Linked DNA regions of Homo sapiens: region 2 is linked to region 1. The links are chromatin loops, found by intact Hi-C in ENCODE. Cell type or tissue: heart left ventricle. All regions are shown on one strand. Each heading gives the region's core, and the rest is flanking DNA. Links, peaks and the distances in the headings are about the cores only. Region 1 overlaps NBEAL1 (neurobeachin like 1). Region 2 has its middle 10 kb from the start of NBEAL1.

Region 1 (12,589 bases), core at 1,792-9,791:
TCAAGGGATCCACCCACCTCGGCCTCCCAAAGTGCTGGGATTACAGGCATGAGCCACTGCACCCGGCCTCGCCAGTCATAGTTTTTAAATTTTTCTCTTTTAAACAAATACATGAAAACAGATTTTTTGCTTTAAAAAAATTCAATGTTTTATTTCCATTAGCACTTCCCTAGGCACAATTTCAAGATACACATAAAACGTGTGATTAAAATGAGAGATAAACCATAGAACAAAAAAAAAATCATAATATAAAAATACAATTACAGGCATAAGATACTATTTTCCCTCATGTTGTTGCCAGACAATTCTGGCTGCATTCAGAGTAAGAGCTTAGTCTGTAACTTTAGAAACAGTGTTATTTGCTAACCTCCATTCGTAAAGGCATGTTAACTTCATATTCAATCCGAATTTTCAGGTAATGCAGCATCCTTGAATCTAATCTAATCCCCATTCCAAAAGAAAGTAAACCTACAAATTTTAGCGCACATGATGTAGTTACTGCTTTCCTCTTAAACAATTGAGAAAAATTGCTTTAATCAAACAAATACTTAAACGTTATCCGTCTCCGAGACAGACACGTCTTTCTCTAGTTACTACTTTAGTCTGTAACTAAAAACTGTGTATCTATGACCTGTTTTAACAGAATAATCTCCTAATGGTATGACACTCTCTAGAATCCATTCCTCCAATCCAACTTTCACACTGCAGCTTAAGACCATTTCTAAAATGCGAATCCGATAATATTACTCTTCTGCTAAAAATTCTATCCATTGCCTATTATCTACTCTGACATAGGAGGTTTGCTCTAATGTGACCTTGCTCTCTAGTCTCATCTCCTCTTGCTCAGTGTCCTATACCCAAACACATGTAGAACCCAGTTTTACAGTCTATGCCTTTTTAGGTGATATTTACCATGCATCCCTGCTCAACCTTGTCTTTTAAAACACAAATGATACCATCTTCTTTATGATTTTCTAGCTTCCTGGAACAACAAACCACTCCTCATTTGTACCCTCACTATTAATTTGTACATTATTCCGTACATTATTCCAACAAAGAAATATTGTATATTAGTTAAGGATATAAATTAAACAGGCTGGGTTCTAACTCCAGGATTCAATGGAATTATGAGTCTAAGCAAGTTACTTATCTTACTGAGCTTCAGAAAACTAAAGCTTAGAAAAGATAACCAATAATACCATATACCTCTCAGGGCTTTTGTGAAGATTAAGTGAAACAATACACGTGAAATACTTAGCATAGTGCTTAACATATTGTTAACACCCCATAAATGGTAGCTAAAAAGAAAAATAAATGCTCATAAAGTTATGTTGAACTTATTTTTTAAAAAATTTATTTTGCTTTAGATTGTAAGCTTCTTACAGACAGAGACTTTTATTTATTTATCTTTGTATTGTAAGGGTATAGCATAATTCTTGGACTAAGAAGACATTCAATAAGTTTTAAGCAAATGAATGATTAAATACCTCCTACAATTGAGTACAAAAAAAACTGTTGACTATTTTAAAAATCCTCTGGAGCAGCTTTTCCCAAACTAGCATTTGTTAACAACTAAGTTATAATAACAAAATATGTTCTATGCTCAAATAGCTGGTGAAACAGTAGGACAAAACAAAAGTAAACTGGTTCCTTTATAGCAGAATTTTAAAAATGTATCACTAACCTCCAAGAGGGATATAAAGAATGCAACTGGGCCGGGCACGGTGGCTCACACCTGTAATCCCAGCACTTTGGGAGGCCAAGGCGGGCAGATCACTTGAGGTCAGGAGTTCGAGACTAGCCTGACCATCATGGTGAAACCTCGTCTGTACTAAAAATACAAAAATTAGCCAGGTGTGGTGGCGCATGCCTGTAATCCCAGCTACTCAGGAGGCTGAGGCAGGAGAATCGCTTGAACCCAGGAAGCGGAGGTTGCAGTGAGCCAAGATTGCGCCACTGCACTCCAGCCTGGCAACAGAGCGAGACTCCGTCTCAAAAAAAAAAAAAAAAAAAAGCAACAGGCCGTATGCAGTGGCTCACGCCTGTAATCTTAGCACTTTGCAAGGCCTAAGTGGGTGGATCACTTGAGCCCAGGAGTTCAACACCAGCCTAGGCAACATAGTGAGACCTTGTCTCTACAAAAAATCAAAAAATGGGGTGGGAGTATTGCTTGAGCCCAGGAGGATGAGGCTACAATGAGCCATGATTGCACCACTGCACGGCCACCTAGGTAATGGGAGTGATACCCTGTCTTTAAAAAAAAAAAAAATAGAATCCAACAGTCCCCCAAATTTATTTAACTATAGAGTCCCTGTCTCATGACATAGCACCATTTTGCAGAAACATTCCTTCAGTAATCTGTTTTATTGTATTTATCAATAGTCATATTAAGTTTCTTGGGGAAAAACAAGACAATAGCTATTTTTTTGGTAGTATAGAATTTTTTACTTTCAATGGTAAAAAAAAAAAAAAATCCAACTTTAATGTTAACAAATTCAAAGTTACTTTGTAAAAAGAATACGATGACCATAATGTCAAAAAGACCAGTCAGGCCCAGTGCGGTGGCTCATGCCTGTAATCCCAGCACTGTGGGAGGCCAAGGCGGGCGGATCACTTGAGGTCAAGAGTTCAAGACCAGCCTGGCCAACATGGTGAAACCCCATCTACCAAAATACAAAAATTAGCCAGGTGTGGTGGTACGTGCCTGTAATCCCAGCTACTTGGGAGGCTGAGGCAAGAGAATCGCTTGAACCTGGGAGGCAGAGGCTGCAGTGAGCCAAGATTGCGCCACTGCACTCCAGCCTGGGTGAGAGAGCGAGACTCCATCTCAAAAAAAAAAAAAAAGTTGGCTGTCACACATCCAGAACTTGCCACTAAATATACTGTTTGGATTATATGCAATTATTTCTTAGCTATCTATGCTATATAGTGGAGAATGAAAATAGGTGTAAGATACAATTCCTGCCAAGAAATAACATAAGATGTATTAAACAAACATGTATCTTTGGGAAAAAGAAGTTATACAAAGCAAACAAAAATATAAGACTCAAGAGACCTTATAACCAATGCAATGCATAAACTTTGGATCCAGGATTCATTTCTAAAAGGCTATACAAATATTTTTGGAAAAATTTGAACACAGAGTATATATTAGATGAATTATGGGCCATTTTCTTAGGTAGGTAGATGATTATGTAGAAATATACAGGGATGAAGTGTCTTGATAGTTATGTCAATTCGTTTTCACAAATGATTTGAGACAAAAGTCAGCAAGTACAGTAAAACATTAGTAATTGGTTAATTTAGGTGAAGAGTATATAGGATATCACTTTACCATTCTTTTGACTCCTCTCTAGATTTGAAATGTATCACAGCAAAAAGAAGGGAGAAAATAAAACTAATAAGCAAATTTTATTAGGTCAGATACAAAAAATAAATATTTAAAAGTAAGGCCAGACACGGTGGCTCATTCCTGTAATCCCAACACTTCGCGAAGCTGAAGTGGAAGAATTGCTTGAGCCCAGGAATTCAAGACTAGCCTGGGCAACAGAGTAAGACCCTGTCTCTATAAAAAATACAAAAAAAAAAAAAAGCTCAGCATGGTGGCACATGCCTGTAGTCCTAGCTACTCCGGAGACTGAAGGTGGGAGGACTACTTAAGCTCAGGAGTTCAAGACCATAGTAGGCCATGATCCCACCACTACACTCCAACCTGGGTAGCAGACTGAGAACCTGTCTCCAAAAAAACGGTGTGGGGTGGTGGAGTAGAAAAAAGTCCTTTTTCCTTTTACTTATCTAATAAAAGCAACTGAGGTCAGCAAGGACTGAGGAAAAAAAGACAAAAGAACTGGGAGAAACAAAAGAACTGGGAGGAAGAAAAGAAGTAGCAAAAATATTAATTGCTTCCATTATACTCAATGTTACATGGACTCAGAAAATGTTTTGGTTTTGTGAGATTATACATTTTTCTTTCTTTTGAATGGAGTCTCGCTCTGTTGCCCAGGCTGGAGTGCAGTGGCACGATCTCGGCTCAATGCAAGCTCCGCCTCCCCAGTTCGTGCCATTCTCCTGCCTCAGCCTCCAGAGTAGCTGGGACTACAGGCGCCCGCCACCGCGCCTGGCTAATTTTTTGTATTTTTATAGAGACGGGGTTTCACCGTGTTAGCCAGGATGGTCTCGATCTCCTAACCTCGTGATCCGCCCGCCTCGGTCTCCCAAAGTGCTGGGATTAAAGCGTGAGCCACTGTGCCCGGCCGAGATTATACATTTTTGTATATCTTTTTCTAGTTTAGCCAGCTTGTGCATGATAATAATTTATTACTTTCTTTTTCTTTTTTGAGATGGAGTCTCAGTCTGTCACCCAGGCTGGAGAGCAGTGGCACGATCTCAGCTGACTGCAATCTCTGACTCCCGGGTTCGATCAATTCTCATGCCTCACCCTCCTAAGTAGCTGGAACTACAGGTGCCTGCCACCAAGCCTGGCTAATTTTTTGTATTTTTAGTAGAGACGGGTTTCACTATGTTGGCCAAGTTGGTCTCGAACTCCTGACCTCAGGTGATCCGCCCACCTCAGCCTCCTAAAGTGCTGGTATTACAGGCAAGAGCCACAGCCACTGTGCTGGGCCCCCCCCTTTTTTTTTTTTTTTTTTGAGACAGGGTCTTGCTCTGTTGCCTAGGCTGGAGCGTAATGGTGCAATCACAGGTCACTGCAGCCTCAAACTCCTGGGCTCAAGGGATCTTCCCGCCTTTGCCTCCCAAGTAGCTGGGACTACAGGCGCATGCCACTAAAACTGGCTATTTTTTTTTTTTTTGGCATTTTTCATAAGTTTTATAGAGACAGGGGTCTCGCTATGTTGCTTAGGCTAGTCTGGAACTCCTGGCCTCAAACGATCCACCTGGGCATCCCAAAGTGCTGGGATTACAAGTGTGAGCCACTGTGCCTTCTGGCCTTTTTCTCCTTTTGAAGTGAACATTTTTTCTTCTCTTTCTTTCTTTTTTTAAAATTTTTGGCTACATCACATTTAAAAAACTGAGAACAATTCTGTTTCATCTTTCCTTCCAGTAAACTATGAGAATACAAACACAAACAATTTCACTTACTGAAGTCAATTCATCGGTACAAATTCCAACTGTAACTATTGCCATTAGTACCACAGGGATGACATAATGATAATATTTGGACCCTCGTGGAGGAGGTATACCTTAATTTTTACTGCTTCTCACCTTCCTTTGAAAATTCATGATTATTTTGATGGCAATTCAAACCCCTCCTTTTAATTACCCAATGAAATGACAAAAGGAATAGAAAAGGAACTGCAGTTCACAACATAGTTATAACTAGATGGACAGTTCACAAATTTACTCTGACCTTTGCTGTGTAGTAAAGAAGGATGTTACCAGGCAGGTCGGCCATGTCAGACTCTTGACACTTCCAAGGGCTTAAACAATTTGGACCTGAAAATTATTTACACACACATACACACCATTGAATATATATGGTCTCCTTGGTTCTGTGTTATCAGAATAAAATTTAAAATTAAGCTGTTTCAAGCTACTCAAACAACACAGCTGAAACTCATTAAGCTAAAATTTACTTTGTTTCCATATTCCAGTTTATCTAAAACCTACAAAAATTGGGAAATAAATCAATTTCCATTACAGAAAATTTTTTTTATATAGTATTAACAAACTATTATCAGCCAGGTACAGCCTGTAATCCCACAGCTCATGCCTGTAATCCCAGCACTTTGGGAGGCTGAAGCAGGTGGATCACTTGAGCTCAGGAGTTTGAGACCAGCCTGGGCAACATGGTGAGACACCATTTCTACAAAAAAATATCAAAATTAGCCAGAGGTGGTGGCATGTGCCTGTAGTCTCAGCTACTCAGGAGGTGAGAGATCACTCAAGCCTGGGAGGCAGAAGTTGCAGTGATCTGAGATTGCGCCACTGCACTCTGTCCTCAGCAACAGAGTGAGATATTGTCTCAAAAACAAAAACAAACAAAAATTATTATCTGGTCACGCATGGTGGCTCACACCTGTAATTTCAGCACTTAGAGAGGCTGAGGCGGGAGGATCACCTGAGGTCAGGAGTTTGAGACCAGCCTGGCCAACATGGTAAAAACCCCACGTCTACTAAAAATACTAAAAAATTAGCTGGGCGTGGTGGCAGGTGCCTGTAATCCCAGCTACTCGGAAGGTGGAGAATCGCTTGAACCCAGGAGGCAGAGGCTGCAGTGAGCTGAGGTCGTGCCATTGCACTCCAGCCTGGGCAACAAGAGCAAAACTCTGTCCAAAAAAAAAAAAAAAGAAAGAAATTATAAACAACCTAAGTAAATAACACGTCTTGAATCCAAGGAAATATGCAACCATTAAAAATGATCATTTAGGCCTAGCACAGTGGCTCACGCCTGTAATCCAAGCACTTTGGGAGGCCAAGGTGGGAGGATCACTTGAGGCCAGGAGTTCAAGACCAGCCTAGCGAACATGGCGAAACCTTGTCTCTACTAAAAATAAAATAATTAGCTGGGTGTGGTGGCACACACCTGTAATCCTAGCTACTTGGGAGGCTGAAGCACAAGAAACACTTGAACCCAGGAGACAGAGGTTATAGTGAGCCAATATCAGCCACTGCACTCCAGCCTGGGCAACAGAGCAAGGCTCTGTCTCAAAAAAACAAACAAACAAAAAAAAACAAAGAAAAGAAAAGATAAGGTTCTAATATAAAGTCTGAAATGTGGGCAATCCCATTCATCTCAAAATTCCCATGCAATCTAAAAAAGATATTTAGACAAATAAGAAGCTATTCTGCAGTTACATAACTCTTAAAAGCTTAACTCCTGAACATCCTGTTAGAATATACATATAATTTTGAAAGTAGTTAGGATCCAATAACTATTAGTACATATGTTTAAAATCATAGCCAAAAGAAAAACAAAAAGCCAAAACAAAATGAAAAACAGTTTGCAAACTTATCCAAGGTTCCCTAATTCTACTGCCTTCATGAATTCTTCAGATATATTAATATATCAGTTGAAAAAATGACAAGTTTTGGAATAAGGCTCATGATTTTGGAAGCAGTTACATAATTTCTTCTAGAGATACGGTTATATTTTGTTTCATCAATTCATTAAAATCTGTCAAAAGTACTGGCAGTGTTATGGACTGACTATGTCCCCCTAAACTTCCTATTTAAAGCCATAATCCCCAATGTGACTGTATTGGAATAGGGCCTTTAAAGTGGTAACTGGGATTAAATGAAGTCATCGGGATGGGGCCGTAGTCTGAGAGAACCCCTTATAATAAGAGACACAGGAGAGGCTGGGCGCGGTGGCTCACGCCTGTAATCCCAGCACTTTGGGAGGCTGAGGTGGGCGGATCACAAGGTCAGGAGATCGAGACCATCCTGGCTAACACCGTTAAACCCTCGTCTCTACTAAATATACAAAAAATTAGCCCGGCATGGTGGCGGGTGCCTGTAGTCCCAGTTACTCGGGAGGCTGAAGCAGGAGAATGGCGTGAACCTGGGAGGCGGAGCTTGCAGTGAGCCGGGATCGCGCCATTGCACTCCAGCCTGGGCCACACAGCCAGACTCCATCTCAAAAAAAAAAAAAAAAAAGAGAGACACAGGAGATCTCTTTCTCCGTCCATATGCACACAGAGAAAAGACCATGTGAGAACACAGCAAGAAGGTAACCACCTCATAAGCGAGGAAGAGAAGCCTCACTTATATAGAAGTGAGAGCCTGATCCTGATGTCACCTCGATCTTGAACTTCTAGCTTCCAGAACTGTGAGAAAATAAATTTCTGTTGCTAAAGCCGCCCAGTCTGTGGTATTTTGCTATGACAGCCCTAGCAGACAAATACAGGCAGTATTATGGATGATAACTGAAATATTTCCCAAAAAAGGTTTGCTTTATTTATGCCTACAAAACAAAAACTATTAGGTATGTGGAGGGGCTTTTTCTTCCCTTTCAGCTTCAATTAAAACAAATACACTCTTCACATGAAATATATTCTTCAGAATATATTCTTCTATATTCTAAATATATTCTTCAGAATATATTTAGACAACAAAAAAAACTCTAAATTTGCTTAAGCATTATGACTGTACATGCTTACCTGCTAAATATAATGCCTTCACCTGAGGAGGTTGTAGTGGTTCATAAAAGATGATAACAGATCCTAGCTGACCCTCCAGAGATGTGGGACACCCCCATTCACTGTCTTGGGTTCCAGCTGATATCAATTTGGTAATCAATTTTGATTTTTCAATTGTTCCTCCCCAGGAGGCTGATGACAGAATTCCACCAAATGATGTCCGATGAGGGGTAATGGGAGAAGAGAAAGGTGGATCTGGGATTTGGGATGGTGGAGGAGTGGTGGTTCTTTGCCCAGCTGAACCAATGCAACAGGAAGTAAAGGGCTAAAAACAAACAAACAAATTACACAATTTTAATTAACATATATCCTCATATTTAACATAAAATTACACAATAAAATAGTACATAAAATTACACAAATAAATACATTGAAAATAAAAGTGGAAGCAGTTTTATTTTTACCAAATCATGAAGTGTAGACGCATGTGTATACTTAGGAAATTATTAGCAAAATTACCTTGGCCTATAGCATTTGGATGCATTACTTCTATGACTATTTTATATTCTTTGGTAATTTTTGAATTTTTAAAGTGCATATGATTATGAACTTTTTTAACTTCACTGTTTTTGAAAATAGAGAAAACTATTTTTTCTCTTTATGATGTATAAATATTAATCACAAACTATCCTGAAATGGTCACTGAGATGAAAACCAACAAAAAATTACTTGAATCCTTGGACTTGAGAAATAATCTACTCTATTCCACTATCTTCAGAAAAGGCCCTCTAGTGTTCTTTGAGAACCACTTCAATACATAAACTCTATTTTATACCTAACTAAAATATGAAGGTTTTAAGCTTCTTCATTATTGTTTCAATTATAATCAAGTTAGAAGAGTCCATCATAATATTCTCTTACGTAATTCACATACTTAGAGAGCTTTTATTAAACGATAGATTGATCTGCTCTATTCATTTCTTTGGCTTTCCTGTTATAAGTCTTTCTTTCTAAGCCTTTGTTTCTTCCTTAAATGTTTTCCTTTTTTCACATTGTCTGACTTCATCTAATAATGACAGGCTGACAGAATTGAATATTAATGTGTGGAGTCTTACTACATAGAAAACACTTTAAAATCTGGGGCCACATATTTACAATAAACATAACCTTCTACCTTAACTAAAACATTTCAAGAATTCTCAACCAATAGGGCCCGTAAAGAGTAGGTTGGATATACTTACTTCATTCATGGCAGGAAATCTGAGAGGGGCAGAAACCTTCTGTTGTCCATTGTCATAGATATAGACGAAGCTCTGACCAAAAGGCCTTTTTCCAGGCATGTGGACAACAGTTATGTTGTGCTGGTAAAGTGAAACACACATTTAAAGGATAAAATTACATTATGTCTTTGGAATGACAAATGCTTTCAGAAGTTTGCTCTATAATTTGTACAAATAGTAGAACGTTAAGATTAAACGTAAATGTTAAATTGATGTTCTCAAAGTAACAATTTTTTCCATAGTAGTACAAAAGCACGTAAGCATATTCTATAAAATATACACAATTGTAACAGTACCTTTTCTGCATTTCCAAAGCTTTAGTATTCCTTAGAATCATTTTTAAAAATGAGAAGCATTTTATATTTTAGAAAACAATACAAATGCATTATTTAAAACAACCTATCAGCTGGGCGCAGTGGCTCACACCTGTAATCCCAGCACTCTGGGAGGTGGGCGGATCAGGAGTTCGAGACCAGCCTGGCCAACATGGTGAAACCCCACCTCTACTAAAAAATACAAACATTAGCCGGGCATGGTGGCAGGCGCCTATAATCCCAGCTACTCAGGAGGCTGAGATAGGAAAATTGCTTGAACTCGGGAGGTAGAAGTTGCAGTAAGCTGAGATGGCGCCACTGACTCCAGCCTTGGTGACAGAGCGAGACTCTGTCTCAAAAGAAAAAAACAAAAAAAAACACAAAACAATCTATCATCTCATTTTATTTTATCATTGTTTTAAAAAACCTTTTTTAGAAATTGGGTCATGCTCTATAGCTGAGGCTTGAGTGCAGTGGCATAATCATAGCTCACTACAGCCTTGAACTCCCCAGTATCCTCCTGAATAGCTAGGATTATAGGTGTGTGCCACCTCACCCAACTAATTTTTCAATTTTTTGTAGAGAGAGTCTCACCCCAGGCTGGTCTTGAACTCCTGGCTTCAAGCAATCCTCCCATCTTGGTGTCTCAAAGTGCTGGGTTTACAGGTGTGAGTTATAGCACCCACCCCATCTCATTTTAAATTGAAATTCAAAATTAAATTTACTTATAGAGATGGGCGGATCACAAGGTCAAGAGATCAAGACCATCCTGGCCAACATGGTGAAATCCTGTCTCTACTAAAAATACAAAAATTAGCTGGGTGTGGTGGCACGTGCCTGTAGTCCCAGCTACTTGGGAGGCTGAGACAGGAGAATTGCTTGAACCCGGGAGGCAGAGGTTGCAGTGAGTTAAGATCGTGCCACTGTACTCCAGACTGGCGACAGAGCAAGACTCTATCTCAAAAAAAAAAAAAAAAAGAAAAAAGAAAATTTACTTATAGAAAACCTTAAGACATCCTAACGTTCTATATATTTATTTATTTATTTATTTATTTATTTATTTATTTATTTTGAGACAGGATCTCACTCTGTTGCCCAGGCTGGAGTACAGTGGCACCATCTCAGCTTACTGGAGCCTTGACTTCCTGGGCTCAAGCAATTCTCCCAACTCAGCCTCCCAAGTGGCTGGGACCACAGGCACAAATCACCATACCCAGGTAATTTTTGTATTTTTCAGTAGATAGCAGGTTTCACCATGTTGCCCAGGATGGTCCCAAACTCTTGAGCTCAAGTTATCTGCCTGCTTTGGGCTCCTAAAGTGCTGGGATTACGTACAGGTGTGCCACTGCGCCCAGCCTCATTTAAATTTTTTAGCAAAAAAATGACTGCTGTTGAATTTATGACAATGGTGGGAAATACCATTAACCATACTAGAAGTTAAATGTGATGCCCTAAAGCCTTACCCAGAGGGAATCACAGAAACTGTGGTCAGGAAGCATAACCGTTGCATATTCTCTTTTTGTGCACACTGCCACGACCAACATACCTGAATGGGTAATAAAGGCTTCAAAACCCATGCCACTTCCTGTAAAAAAACTAAAAAAAATACGTATTATCAGAACTTTTAAAGTTGGTTGTTCAGTTTCATCATCATTAAAGTACATAAAACCATAAAGCCATCATGAACATCTTTACCCACAATTCTGTGGCTTAAATTCTATTGCCACACAGAAGTCCAACCTTGTTTCAAAGACCCCTTTAAAATCCATTTTGGTCATAAGAGTTTAGTAAATAAAAGGCAGCCTTGTAAAGTGGAATTCCACTAGTAAAAGTAAAAAAGTAAAACTACTAATTTTCAAATCTTTAAAATTCTTCCAAATAAGATTCAGTAAGCATAAATAAAGGTCTTTAAAATCACAAGATATAGGCCAGGCGCGGTGGCTCATGCCTGTAATCCTAGCACTTTAGCAGGCCGAGGTGGGCAGATCACCTGAGGTCAGGAGTTCGAGACCAGCCTGGCCAACGTGGTGAAACCCCGTCTCTACTAAAAATACAAAAATTAGCCAGGCGTGGTGGCGGGCGCCTGTAGTCCCAGCTACTTAGGTGGCTGAGGCAGGAGAATCGCTTGAACCTGGGAGGTGGAGGTTGCAGTCGGCTGAGATCGTGCCACTGCACTCCAGCCTGGGCGACAAGAGCAAAACTCTGTCTAAGAAAAAAAAAATCACAAGACATATTAAAAAGTAGTAGCTACTTAAGTCTGGATGTACAGACACATAGGTCTTCTGTTCCTTCATATAAATATATACCATATTTATATATATTTATAGCATATTCAATGGAATAGAAATCATTACTCATATCACTACTCATTTGTTTTTCCTTTTTTTTGAAGCAGAATCTACTCTATTGCCCAGGCTGGAGCACAGTGGTGCGATCTCAGCTCACTGCAGTCTCTCTGCCTCCTGGGTTTAAGTGATTCTTGTACCTCAGCCTCCCAAGTAGCTGGGATTACAGGCATGTGCCACCACGCCCAGCTAATTTCTGTATTTTTAGTACAGACAGTGTTTCTCCATACTGACCAGACTGGTCTTGAATTCCTGACCTCAAGTGATTCGCCCACCTCAACCACTTAAAGTGCTAGGATTACAGGCGTAAGCCACCACACCCGGCCATTATTCATTTTCATAGTGTTTTTTCTGTGTGTGTGAGACAATCTTGCTTTGTCACCCAGGTTGAAGTGCAGTGGTGCAATCACAGCTCACTGTAGCTTCAACTTCCTGAGCTGAAGTGATCCTTTCAGCCTTCCAAGTAGCTGGGACTACAGGTATGTGCCACCACACCTGGCTAATTTTTATATTTTTTGTAGAGATAAGGTTTTGCCATGTTGCCCAGGCTG
Region 2 (12,589 bases), core at 2,080-10,079, 110 kb after region 1:
CTACAGAGAGTAAGGGGAGATGAGGAGTTATGCCTTTGTTTAGATAATTCTTTCCTTTGTACCACATACAAGGCAATAATTACAACACCACACTGCATGGGTTTAATAAGATGTCCCTCCTGGATAATCCCTAGTTTCTTGGTTCTCAGTTCGCCTGTGTCTCTTCCCCATAGTCCTGTCTTTAAACCATTCCCCTCTATAATGTCCGCATTATACTCACAGAATAAGAAAGGGTGGATCCCAGCCCCTTCTTAAGCCTGGCAAATTCTGCCGCATTTAGGTAACATCTAGGTGTCAGCTAGATGCCAACATTATTCCTCTGTTGAGGCTTCTGATGGCTCCCAGGAGTGGGGATAAGCTTTGGTTTCATGAGTGAGCCCCTCAACAACATTGAGATGTTTCTCTACCAATGAAACTACAGCTACTTTTTCTCCCAGTGTACCTTAAGATAAACACATTTACCGCCTTCAGAACATTTTCTTTCATAAGACTATATGACCCAGCAGCTTCTAAAATAGCCTGTCCTTTTATGTTAAAAGTATATATGTGGCCTGATTTTCATGAAAAAGGCCTCCACATTAATTTAAATGGTCTTGCACTCAGCGTCTCAGTTTATGTCAGAGCTATGAGTTTCAGTTCATCTCACCAGATATAACCTTAGAATGCCACTAAATTTATTAACAATGAAAAAATATACCTGCCAGCCGGGCATGGTGGCTTATGCCTGTAATCCCAGTACTTTGGGAGGCCGAGGCAGGTGGATCACTTGAGGACAGGGGTTCAAGACCAGCCTGGTCAACACGGTGAAACTCCATCTCTACTAAAAATACAAAAATTAGCCAGGCATGGTGGTGCACGCCTGTAAAATCCAGCTACTTGGGAGGCTGAAGCACGAGAATCTCTTGAACCCAGGAGGCAGAGGTTGCAGTGAGCCAAGAACTTGCCGCTACACTCCAGCCTGGTGACAGAGCAAGACTCTGTCTAAAAAAAAAAAAAAACAAAAAAAACAAAAAACCCTGGCAAGGCAATTGGACTATTCATATCTCTTGGTCAGGGCATTATCTCCCCATAGAAAAAAATGTATAGGGAAGTAAATTATATTCTCAGGGTTGCTTTTTCATCATGAGTCATAACAAGTACAACTAATTGGATTAATGTGATGGTAGTATCATCTTTTATAATAGCTTTCATGCAGCCATTTCCACTATGTGCAACCTGCCAATCGGAGCAGATACTTGGTTCTGCTAGATAGAGCAGTTTCCCTTGGGCAGATCTGGAGACATATGGTCAAGTTTTTGTTCTTTGACATTCCTTTCCTAAATCCCATCGAAGCTCTTTCTCTTCTATCCACACTTTCACACTTTTTTAGCTAGCCTGTCTATATGCATTCAGATTTTCTGATCTTTTCTAAAAAACACCTTTGGTTTTGCTGATTACCTTTATTAATTTCTTTTTTCAATTTCATTTATTTCTGCTCTAATTTTTGTTATTTCTTTTCTTCTGCTTACTTTGGATTTAATTTGCTCTTCTTTTTCTAGTTTCCTACAGTAGAAGCTTACTGACTTTAGATCTTTTTTTTTCTAATATTCAATGCTACAAAATTCCCTCTTGTTTTGGCTACATTCCTCAAATTTTCATCAGTTGTATTTTCATTTTCATTTATTTTAAAATATATTAAAATATCTCTTGAGTATCGGGGAACCTGCCCCCAATAGTCACATAGGTTCTTTTCTGTTTTCCCTAAGCGTCGGCCAGGTTGAGAAATAAAGGGACAGAGTACAAAAGAGGGAAATTTTAAAGCCGGGCATCCGGGGGAGACATCACATGTCGGTAGGTTCTGTGATGCCCCTGAGCCGTAAAACCAGCAAGTTTTTATTAGGGATTTTCAAAAGGGGAGGGAGTGTACGAATAGGGTGTGGGTCACAGAGATCACATACTTCACAAGGTAATAGAGTATCACAAGGCAAATGGAGGCAGGGCGAGATCACAGGACCATAGGACTGGGGCGAAATTAAAATTGCTAATGAAGTTTCGGGCACCATTGTCATTGATAACATCTTATCAGGAGACAGGGTTTGAGAGCAACCGGTCTGACCAAAATTTATTAGGCGGGAATTTCCTCGTCCTAATAAGCCTGGGAGCACTATGGGAGACTGGGGCTTATTTCATCCCTACAGTCTTGAACATAGAAAACGGCCACACCGAAGGGGGCCATTTTAGAGGCCCACCCTCAGGGGCGCATTCTCCTTCTCAGGGATGTTCCTTGCTGAGAAAAAGAATTCAGTGATATTTCTCCCATTTGCTTTTGAAAGAAGAGAAATATGGCTCTGTTCCGCCCGGCTCACTGGCAGTCAGAGTTTAAGGTTATCTCTCTTGTTCCCTGAACATTGCTGTCATCCTGTTCTTTTTTCAAGGTGCCCAGATTTCATATTGTTCAAACACACATGCTCTACAATTTGTGCAATTACTGCAATCATCACAGGGTCCTGAGGTGACGTACATCCTCCTCAGTTTACGAGATGACAGGATTAAGAGATTAAAGTAAAGACAGGCATAGGAAATCACAAGGTTATTGATTGGGGAAGTGATGTGTCCATGAAATCCTCACAATTTATGTTTAGAGATTGCAGTAAAGACAGGCATAAAAAATTATAAAAGTATTAATTTGGGGAACTAATAAATGTCCATGAAATCTTCACAATCCACATTCTTCTGCCATGGCTTCAGCCGGTCCCTCCGTTCGGGGTCCCTGACTTCCCACAACACTTGAGGTTTCTTATTTGACCCATGTATTATTTAAAAGTATGTTGTGTCAGCTGGGTGCAGTGGCTCACACCTGTAATCCCAGCACTTTGGGAGGCTGAGGGGGGTGGATCACTTGAGGTCAGGAGTTTCAAACCAGCCTGGCAAATATGGTGAAACCCTATCTCTACTAAAAAATACAAAAATTAGCCAGGTGTGGTAGCACACGCCTGTAGTCCCAGCTATTCGGGAGGCTGAGGCACAAGAATCTCTTAAACTCAGGAGGCGGAGGTTGCAGTGAGCTGAGATCACCCTATTGCACTCCAGCCTGGGGGACAGAGCAAGACTCCGTCTCAAAAACAAACAAAAAAAGGCTGGGCATGGTGGCTCATGCCTATCATTCCAGCACTTTGGGAAGCCGTGGCGGGCAGATCACGAGGTCAAGAGTTCGAGACCAGTCTGGCCAACATAGTGAAACCCCGTCTCTACTAAAAATACAAAAAGCCAGTGTGGTGGTGTGCGCCTGTAATCCCAGCTACTTGGGAGGCTGAGGCAGGAGACTCTCATGAACCCGGGAGGCGGAGGTTGCAGTGAGCCGAATTCGCACCACTGTACTTTGGCCCAGGTGATAGTGAGAGACTCCATTTCAAAAAAAAAAAAAAAAGTGTTTTGTAATCTCCCAAGTATTTTGGGATTTTCCAGTTATCTTTCTGTTATGGATTTTTAGCTTAATTCTATTGAAGTCTGAGAGCAGACATTATATGACATATATTCTTCTAAATTTGTTAAGATATGTATTATGGGCCAGGCGCAGGCTCACACCTGTAATCCCAACATTTTGGGAGGCCGAGGCAGATGGATCCCCTGAGGTCAGGAGTTCGAGACCAGCCTGGCCAACATGGTGAAACCCCATGTGTACTAAAAATACAAAAAATTAGCTGGGCATGGTGGCAGGTGCCTGTAATCCCAGCTACTCGGGAGGCTGAGGCAGGAGGATCGCTTAAACCCAGGAGGTGAAGGTTGCCATCAGCTGAGGTCACATGCCATTGCACTCCAGCCTGGGCAAGAAGAACGAAACTCTTGTCTCAAAAAAAAAGAAAAAAAAAGATGTGTATTATGGCCCACAATGTGGTCTAGCTTGGTGAATAGCCCTTGTGAGCTTAAGAATGTGTATTCTGCTGTTGTTGGATAAGTAGTCGACAGATGTCGATGTTACTGTTCAATTCAACTATGTCCTTATGTCTGCTTGATGGATCTGTCCGTTTATATAATAGAGGGGTACTTAAGTCTCCAACTATAATAGTGGATTCATCCATTTCTCCTTGGAGTTCTATCAGTTTTTGCCTCACATATTTTGATATCTGTTGTTAGGGAAATATGTGTTAAGGATTGTTATGTCTTCTTGGAGAAATGACCCCTTTATCATTATGTAATGGTCCTCTTTATCACTGATAACTTTCCTTGTTCTGAAGTCTGCTCTGTCTGAAATTAATATGTTTACTTCCTCTTTCTTTTGATTAGTATTAACGTGGTATGTTTTTCTTTACCCATTTACTTTTAATCTATATGTGTTTTTATATTTAAAGTGGGTTTCTTGTAGATAATATATAATTGGGTCTTGTTTTTTGATCCATTATGTCTTTTAAATGACATATTTAGACCATTAACATATAAAGTGATTATTGACATAGTTGGATTGATGTATACCATATTCATTACTGTTTCCTATACATTGTACTTATTCTTTGTTCCTATTTTTGTCTTTCACTCTTTTTCTGCCTTTTACATATATATATATTTTTTTTTTAAATTTTTTTTTTTGAGACAGGGTCTTTGTTGCATAGGCTGGAATGCAGTGGCATGATCATGGCTCACTGCAATCTCAAACTCCTTGGCTCGAGTGATCTGCCCACCTCCACCTCCCAGGTATTTGGCACTGCAGGCACACTCCACCATGCCCAGTTAACTTTTGTATTTTTTGTAGAGACAGGGTCTTGCTATGTTGCTCAGGCTGGTCTTGAACTCCTGGATTCAAATGACCCTCCCACCTTGGCCTCCCAAAGTGGTGGGATTATAGGCATGAGCCATGGCACTCGGCCAGTGCCTTTTAAAATCTTAATTATTTAATATGATTCCATTTCCTCTACTTTTGTAGCATATCAGTTTTACCTTTTTTTTTTTTTTTGAGACGGAGTTTTGCTCTTGTCACCCAGGCTGGAGTGTGGTGGCGCGATCTCGGCTCACTGCAACCTCTGCCTCCCAGGTTCAAACAATTCTGCTTCAGCCTCCCAAGTAGCTGGGATTACAGGCGCCCACCACAATGCCCAGCTAATTTTTGTATTTTTAGTAGAGATGGGGTTTCCCCATGTTGGCCAGGCTGGTCTCGAACTCCTGACCTTAGGTGATCCACCCACCTTGGCCTCCCAAAGTGCTGGGATTACAGGTGTGAGCCACTGTGCCCGGCCCAGTTTTACTCTTTTTTTTTTTTCCTACCTTATTTAGTGGTTGTCCTAGAGTTTGCAGTATACATTTACAACTACTCCAAGTTCACTTTCCAATAGCACTATACCAATTCACAGATATTGCAAGAACCTTATCACAAAACATTCCTAATCATTCCTAATTCCTCTCTCCTGTTCCTTATGTCATTTCTGCCATTCACTTACACCTAAGCAATTGTGTGTATACACACACACACAATTACATTGTTGCCTAGTATTATTTTGAACAAACTGTTGTCTGTTAGATTAACTGAGAATAAGAAAAATAAGAGTTTATATTTTATATTCACTTATTATTTCTCTGATGCTCTTCATTTATTTATGCAGAGAGTTTCTGACCTATGTGTCATTTTCCTTCTTTCTCAAGAAGTTCTTTTAATTATTTCTTATAAGGAAGGTCTGTTGGCAACAAATTCCCTCAAATATTGTTCTGTTCATCTGAGAAAGTCTTTGTGTTTCACTTTTATATGATAATCTTATGGGATACAGAATTCTAGGCTGGTGTTTTTTTTTTTTCTCTCAATATGTTAAATGTTTTACTCCACTGTCTTCTTGATTGCATGATTTCTGATGAGAAGTTGGATATAATCCTTATCTTGCTCCTGCATAGAAAGCTGTTTGTTTTCCTCTGGCTTCCTTCAGGATTTTCTCTTTATCTTTGATTTTCTGTAATTTGAAAATGATAGCCTAGGTGTAGTTTTTTTAAACCACTTATCCTGCTTGGTGTTCTCTGTGCTTTCTGGATCTCTGGTTTGGTGTCTATTGCCAATTTGGGAAGATTCTCTGTCACTGTTGCTTGAAATATGCTTCGCTTCCTTTTTTTTCCTTCTGGTATTCCTATCACACACATTTATACCTTTTGTAGTTATTCCACAGTTCTTGGATGTTCTGAATCATTTTATTCTGTCTTTTTTCTCTTTGCTTTTCCATTTTGGAGGTTTCTATTGACATATTCTCAAACTCAGAAATGTTCTCTTAGCCATGTCCAGTTTACTAATGAGCTCATCTTCATTCAGTCTACTAAGGAGGATTCTTCATTTCTGTTATAGTGTTTTTGATCTGTAGCATTTTAAAAATTCTTTCTTAGAATTTACATCTCTGCTTACATTGCCCATCCGTTCTTGCATGCTGTCTGCTTTATCCATTAGAGCCCTTAGCATATTAATCATAGTTGTTTTAAATTCTCAGTCTGGTAATTTCAACATGCCTGTCTTATATGAATTTGGTTCTGATCTTTGCCTTATGTCTTCAGGTTGTTTTTTGCCTTTTAGGATGCTTTGTAATAATTTTTTCTTTTCTTTTTTTTGAGATGGAGTCTCACTCTGTAACCCAGGCTGGAGTGTAATGGCACAATCTTGGCTCACCGCAACCTCCGCCTCCCGTGCTCAAGCAATTCTCCTGCCTCAGCCTCCCGAGTAGTTGGGATTACAGGCACGTGCCACCGCACCCGGCTAATTTTTGTTTTTGTTTTTGTTTTTCAGTAGAGACAGGGTTTCACCATGTTGCCCAGGCTGGTCTCCAACTCCTGACCTCAGGTGATCCACCCACCTCTGCTGGGATTATAGGCGTGAGCCACTGGGCCCGGCCTGTAATTTTTTCTTGATAGCTGAACATGATGTACTAGGTAAACGGAACTGCAGTAAATAGGACTTTAGTAATGCAGTGGTAAAATGTGGAGGAAAGGGAGGCTTCCTATAGTCCTGTGATTAGATCTCAGTCTTTTAGTGAGCCTGTGCCTCTGAACTGTGCTTTTCAGTTTTTCCCCACCTTAGCTGGTACAGGATGATTAGTATGTGCTGCGGTTATTTCCCTTCTCCCATGTGGACGTCTAGAGCTGAATGGAGTTGGGTATCTCCCTTCGCCTAAGACGGTTAGGCTCTGGTAAGACAGTATCTCTTGAGGGCAGGCCTTGTTAAGAAAAATAGAATGGCTGGGTGTAGTGGCTCACACCTGTAATCATAGCACTTTTGGAGACCAAGGCGGGAGGATTACTTGAGCCCAGGAATTTCAGACCAGTTTGCGCAACATAGTGAGACACTGTCTCTATAAAAAAAAAAAAAAAGAAAGAAAGAAAAGAAAAAAAAAAGGCCAGGCGCGGTAGCTCACGCCTGTAATCCCAGCACTTTGGGAGGCCGGGGTGGGCGGATCTCCTGAGGTTAGGAGTTCGAGACCAGCCTGACCAACATGGTGAAACCCGTCTCTACTAAAAATACAAAATTAGCCTGGCATGGTGCTGCATGCCTGTAATCCCAGCCACTTGGGAGGCTGCGGCAGGAGAATCGCTTGAACCTGGGAGGTGGAGGTTGCAGTGAGCTGAGATCGCGCCATTGCACTCCAGCCTGGGCAACAAGAATGAAACTCCATCTCAAAAAACAAAAACAAAAACAGAATGCCCTGGGTTTTTTCTGTGTGTGTGTTTTGTTTGTTTGTTTTGTTTTTAGATGGAGTTTTGCTCTTGTTGCCCAGGCTGGAGTTCAGTGGGGTGATCTTGGCTCACTGCAACCTCCACCTCCTGGGTTCAAGCGATTCTCTTGCCTCAGCCTCCCAGTGCCTGGGATTATAGGAACCTGTTACCACACCTGGCTAATTTTGTATTTTTAGTAGACCGGGTTTCACCATGTTGGTCAGGCTGGTCTCGAACTCCTGACCTCAAGTGATCCACCTGCCTCGGCCTCCCAGAGTGCTGGGATTACAGGTGTGAGCCACCGCACCTGGCTGCCCTGGTTATTTTTAAGTGGGTCCTTTTTTTTCCTTCTACCTGCTGAAAACAAGGGGGAATTTTCCTGTAATAATTACCATAAGAACCTGGTCAAGTTCCTACAGGTAAAACTCACAGGAGTGTTGTGGCTTGCTCCATAACTAGCCCTCCCTCCCCCAAGAGCTTTTTACTCTCAGGCATGTCCACTCTGAGCCTCCAATAATTTGTCAGTTGCAGTTCAGGTTTGCCTGCCCTCATTCCAGTTCCTGTGGAGATTTATGCTCTCTCTCTATTTTTTTATGCTCTCTGTATTTTTACTCTCTCTCTCTCTCTCTCTCCAATTTTGGTGGCAAGGGTTTACCCTGTGACTTCATTTCTCTGGTGGATCTAGGAAGAATTGTTGATTTCTCCATTTGTTCAGCTTTTTATTTATTGGGATAGAGTCTTCCAAGCTCCTGGACACCAGAATTGCTGTCCATATGATACCACACAGTTGTCTAAGCTACAATGTCAGACATGCTCATGAAAACACTGTGATTATGATTACATTGACTGGAATGTGGGTGTTATCAGAACTCCTCAGTTACCCATTTACAGACTCTTTTATTAAAGTAGATTGTGAAGCCAGGTGTGGTGGCTCATGCCTGTCATCTCAATACTTTGGGAAGCGGAGGTGGGAGTCTCACTTGAGGCTGGGAGTTTGAGACCAGCCTGGCCAACATAGCAAGACTCTGCCCCTACGAAATAATAAAAAAATTAGCCAGGCATGGTGGCTTATTCCTGTAGTCCCAGCTACTTGGGAGGCTGAAGCAGGAGGATTGTTTGAACCCAGGTATTTGAGGCTGCAGTAATCCCTGATCATGCCACTGTACTCTATCCTGGGCAACATAGTGAGACTCTGTCTCAAAAAAACTAAAACTAAAATAGATTATGTATTCTTCTGTAGAATCACAGAGCTAAACAACTGAAAGTTACTGTAGAGATCATGTAATTTAGTGGCCCAATTTTAAATATTAAAAAATCAAGGCCTGAATCTGAATCTAACCAAGTCTCTAGACCAGTGCTGTCTGATAGAACTTTCTGCAGTGAAGGAAATGTTCCACATCTGTGCTGTTCAGTACAGTAGGCACTAGCCATATATAGCTATTAAACAATCGAAATGTGGCTTTTGCAACCAAGAAATAAATTTTTTGTTTTATTTAATTTTAATGTACATAGCCACATGAGGTTAATGGTTACTGTATTGGACAGTGAAACTCCAGAGCTAATTTGCATTGTAGAAAACACAGGGGATAGAGGATGGGGAGAGTTGAGAGATACCACCAAGTAATTCATATGCTTAGGAAAGCTTTCCAGTGGAGAGTGTATCTGAGCTAGGTCTTGAAGGAATGTTAGAATTCCAGTGTCCAGAAAGAAATAATAATTCTGAAAAGAGAATGCCTTGGGTAAAAGCTTGACTCCTGAGAAAATTCTCTTCTGTGTTTTGAGAAAACCATAATTTACTTGATGAGTCTATCTGGGGTAGAAGTAGCAAGGCAATCAGCTTGGTTGCAACCAACTCAGCATGGGTCCCTGAATACAGCTCAGTAATTTACATTTCACTTTGTGTAAAATTAAAGTTTTTAGGCAGGGATGTAATAAGATTAAGAATATATTTACTGTACTAGACCTTCTGATATCTTCCCCAGGGCAACATGTAACCATGCGTGTGTGCGCATGCACGCACGCACACACACACACACACACACACACGCACACACATAGAATACAGTAATTAAAATTAAGTTGAAACATGAAAGAAAACCACTTCACTTTCATTTGTAATAAACTTCCCATGCTGGCTGGGAAGTTAATTGAAAGTTAGGACTTCCACATTCTACAGTAGGAAAAATTCTTTAATCAAGAGAAAAAAATGAATTACTGGAAATTCTTGTTTAAAAATTAGCATTTTCTCATTTTAAATTCTTCTTTCCAAATGTGAAGAAAAGAAAAATTTGAGACTAGGGACATTTGTTCTCTTAAGAAAGCAGCTTTCAGCTGGGCGCGATGCTCACGCCTGTAATCCCAGCACTTTGGGAGGCCAAGGTAGGCAGATCACGAGGTCAAGAGATGGAGACCATCCTGGCCAACATGGTGAAACCTCATCTCTACTAAAAAAAAAAAAAAAAAAAAAAAAAAATAGCTGGGCGTGGTAGCGCACACCTGTAGTCCCAGCTGCTCAGGAGACTGAGGCAGGAGAATAGCTTGAACCCAGGAGGTGGAGGTTGCAGTGAGCCAAGATCGCACCACTGCACTCTAGCCTGGCATCAGAGCAAGACTCTGTCTCAAAAAAATAAATAAATAAATAAATAAAATTAAAATGAATTTAAAAAAAAAGCAGCTTTCTTGAAGTTCAACCATTCTAGTTCAAATTTAAGTTAATTGATATCTGAGATCTCTTGTTATGCATCAAGGAACATTTTTTTCCTTTCAGTATTATAATACTAAGATAATTAAAAAGAAAAAAAAACCCTGTTTAAAAAAAAAACACAAAAAAACCTTCGTGTAATTTCTACCACCGTACCTGCTCATCTCAATTAGTTTTTCCCTTTGCTTTCCATAGTAAGAGCAAATAATGCACATTATTTCTTGACATTAATCTATCAGCATTCCTAGGAATTACATCTGGCACTGTGTTTTCTTTCTTTCTTTTTTTTTTTTTGAGACAGAGTTTTGCTCTGTTGCCCAGGCTGGAGTCAGTGGTGCGATCTCAGCTCACTGCAACCTCCACCTCCCGGGTTCAAGCGATTCTCTGCCTCAGCCTCCCAAGTAGCTGGGACTACAGGCGCGCGCACCACCATGCCCAGCTAATTTTTTTGTATTTTTTAGTAGAGATGGAGTTTCACCATATTGGCCAGCCTAGTCTCAAACTCCTGACCTCAGGTGATCCACCCGCCTCAGCCTCCCAAAGTGCTGGGATTACAGGTGTGAGCCACCGAGCCCAGCCCCTAGTTTTTTAGATACTTGTTTTGACTTGTATATTCATTTGATTTATCAGGTAAGATAGTATCAGGTAAATATCTCCTTTTAGTTTTTCTGTTTGAGTAATAAAGCAATTAACAATTATCAATTTATTTGGAATTAAAATTACGAGATTTAGAATTTCTGTGGCAAATGGCTGTAACTATGACTCAGGGCTTTTTCATACTACATCAAAATTTTAACAGTAATAAAATAGGTAACACTTTTTTAAAAAGAATAGATCTGAGATCTAGTAGTTCCTACTTAAATTGACAGTTTGACACATATTAAGGCGGTCAACAGTGATTAAAATAGTAAATGTGCCACAATTTTTAAAAGACATCTCTGAACAAAGTTACATATTTTATTTCTTGTATTTTAGAGCCAGGATCTTGCTCTGTTGCTCAGGCTGAAGTGCAGTGACAGGATCACACCTCACTGCCATCACACCCAGCTGATTTTTAATTTTTTTCTAGAGATGGGGTCTTGCTATGGTTGCCTAGGCTGGTCTCAAACTCCTGGCCTCAAGCAATCCTCCTGCCTCAGCCTCCCAAAATGCTGGGATTACAGGCATTAGCCACCACACCTGGCCTCCTATTTTATTATAATGGATTTAACGTAGGGGAAAAGATCTTTGTTTATTATTACATTCCCATATTTATTTTCTGCCAAAAGGACCATTAGATTTTGTTTATCATATGATTCATCACCATAAACTAGATTAGTAGGTCAAGAAGATTATGGTTTTTCAGCTGTGAATAATCAGATGAAAAATGGTGCCCTAAAGAAATAACAAATGGGGCCAGGTGCAGTGGCTCACACCTATAATCCCAGCACTTTGGGAGGCCAAGGCGGGCAGATCACGAGGTCAGATCGAGACAATCCTGGCCAACATGGTGAAACCCCGTCTCTACTAAAAAAAAATACAAAAAATTAGCCAGGTGTGGTGGCGCGCTCCTGTAGTCCCAGCTACTCAGGAGGCTGAGGCAGGAGAATCGTTTGAACCCGGGAGGCAGAGGCTGCAGTGAGCTGAGATCGCGCCACTGCCCTCCAGCCTGGGTGACAGAACGAGACTCTGTCTCAAAAAAAAAAAAAAAAGAAAGAAATAACAAATGAGGCTGTGGAGAAAAGAGAATGCTTATACACTGTTGGTAGGAATGTAAACTAGTTCAGCCACTGTGGAGAACTGTTTGGAGATTTCTCAAAGAACTTAAAACAGAACTAACATTCAACCCAGCAATTCCATTACTGGGCATCTATTCAAAAGAAAATAAATCGTTCTACCAAAAAGACACATGCACCCATTATGTTCACCGCAGCACTACTTACAATAGCAAAGACATGCCCATCACGGTGGACTGGATAAAGAAAATGTGGTACATATATACAATGGAATACTACATAGCCATAAAAAAGAAGGAAATCATGTCCTTTGTAGCAACATGGATGCAGCTGGACACCATTATCCTAAGTGAATTAACATAGAACACCAAATAATGCATGTTGTCATTTATAAGTGGGAGCTAAACATTGGGTACTCGTTGACATAAAGATGGCAACAATAGACACTGGAGTCTACTAGAGTGGGGAGGGTGGGATAGGGGAAAATGCTGAAAAACTATTGGGAACTATGCTCACTTCCTGTGGG

Evidence for each region. Peaks named below come from ENCODE experiments on the same cell type or tissue, not always from the same donor. Only the 100,000 strongest peaks of a DNase experiment are listed, where the experiment ranks them.
Region 2: it touches region 1 in a loop (2.2-fold over the local background); 2 of 110 quality-filtered maps call a loop at or near these places.

What each region holds. Positions count from the first base shown.
Region 1 is chr2:203,108,850-203,121,438 of GRCh38, reverse strand. It overlaps NBEAL1 (neurobeachin like 1), which reads right to left. Exons shown (of 56, transcript NM_001378026.1): 15 at 11,157-11,289; 16 at 9,341-9,460; 17 at 8,121-8,424; 18 at 5,369-5,454. Among named protein-coding and RNA genes, the nearest start is that of NBEAL1, 100 kb to the right of the region's middle. RefSeq lists a silencer at 10,516-10,682. In heart left ventricle, for the core only: no CTCF peak of the experiment used is centred there; no DNase peak of the experiment used is centred there.
Region 2 is chr2:202,998,180-203,010,768 of GRCh38, reverse strand. No RefSeq gene overlaps it. Among named protein-coding and RNA genes, the nearest start is that of NBEAL1, 10 kb to the left of the region's middle. In heart left ventricle, for the core only: no CTCF peak of the experiment used is centred there; no DNase peak of the experiment used is centred there.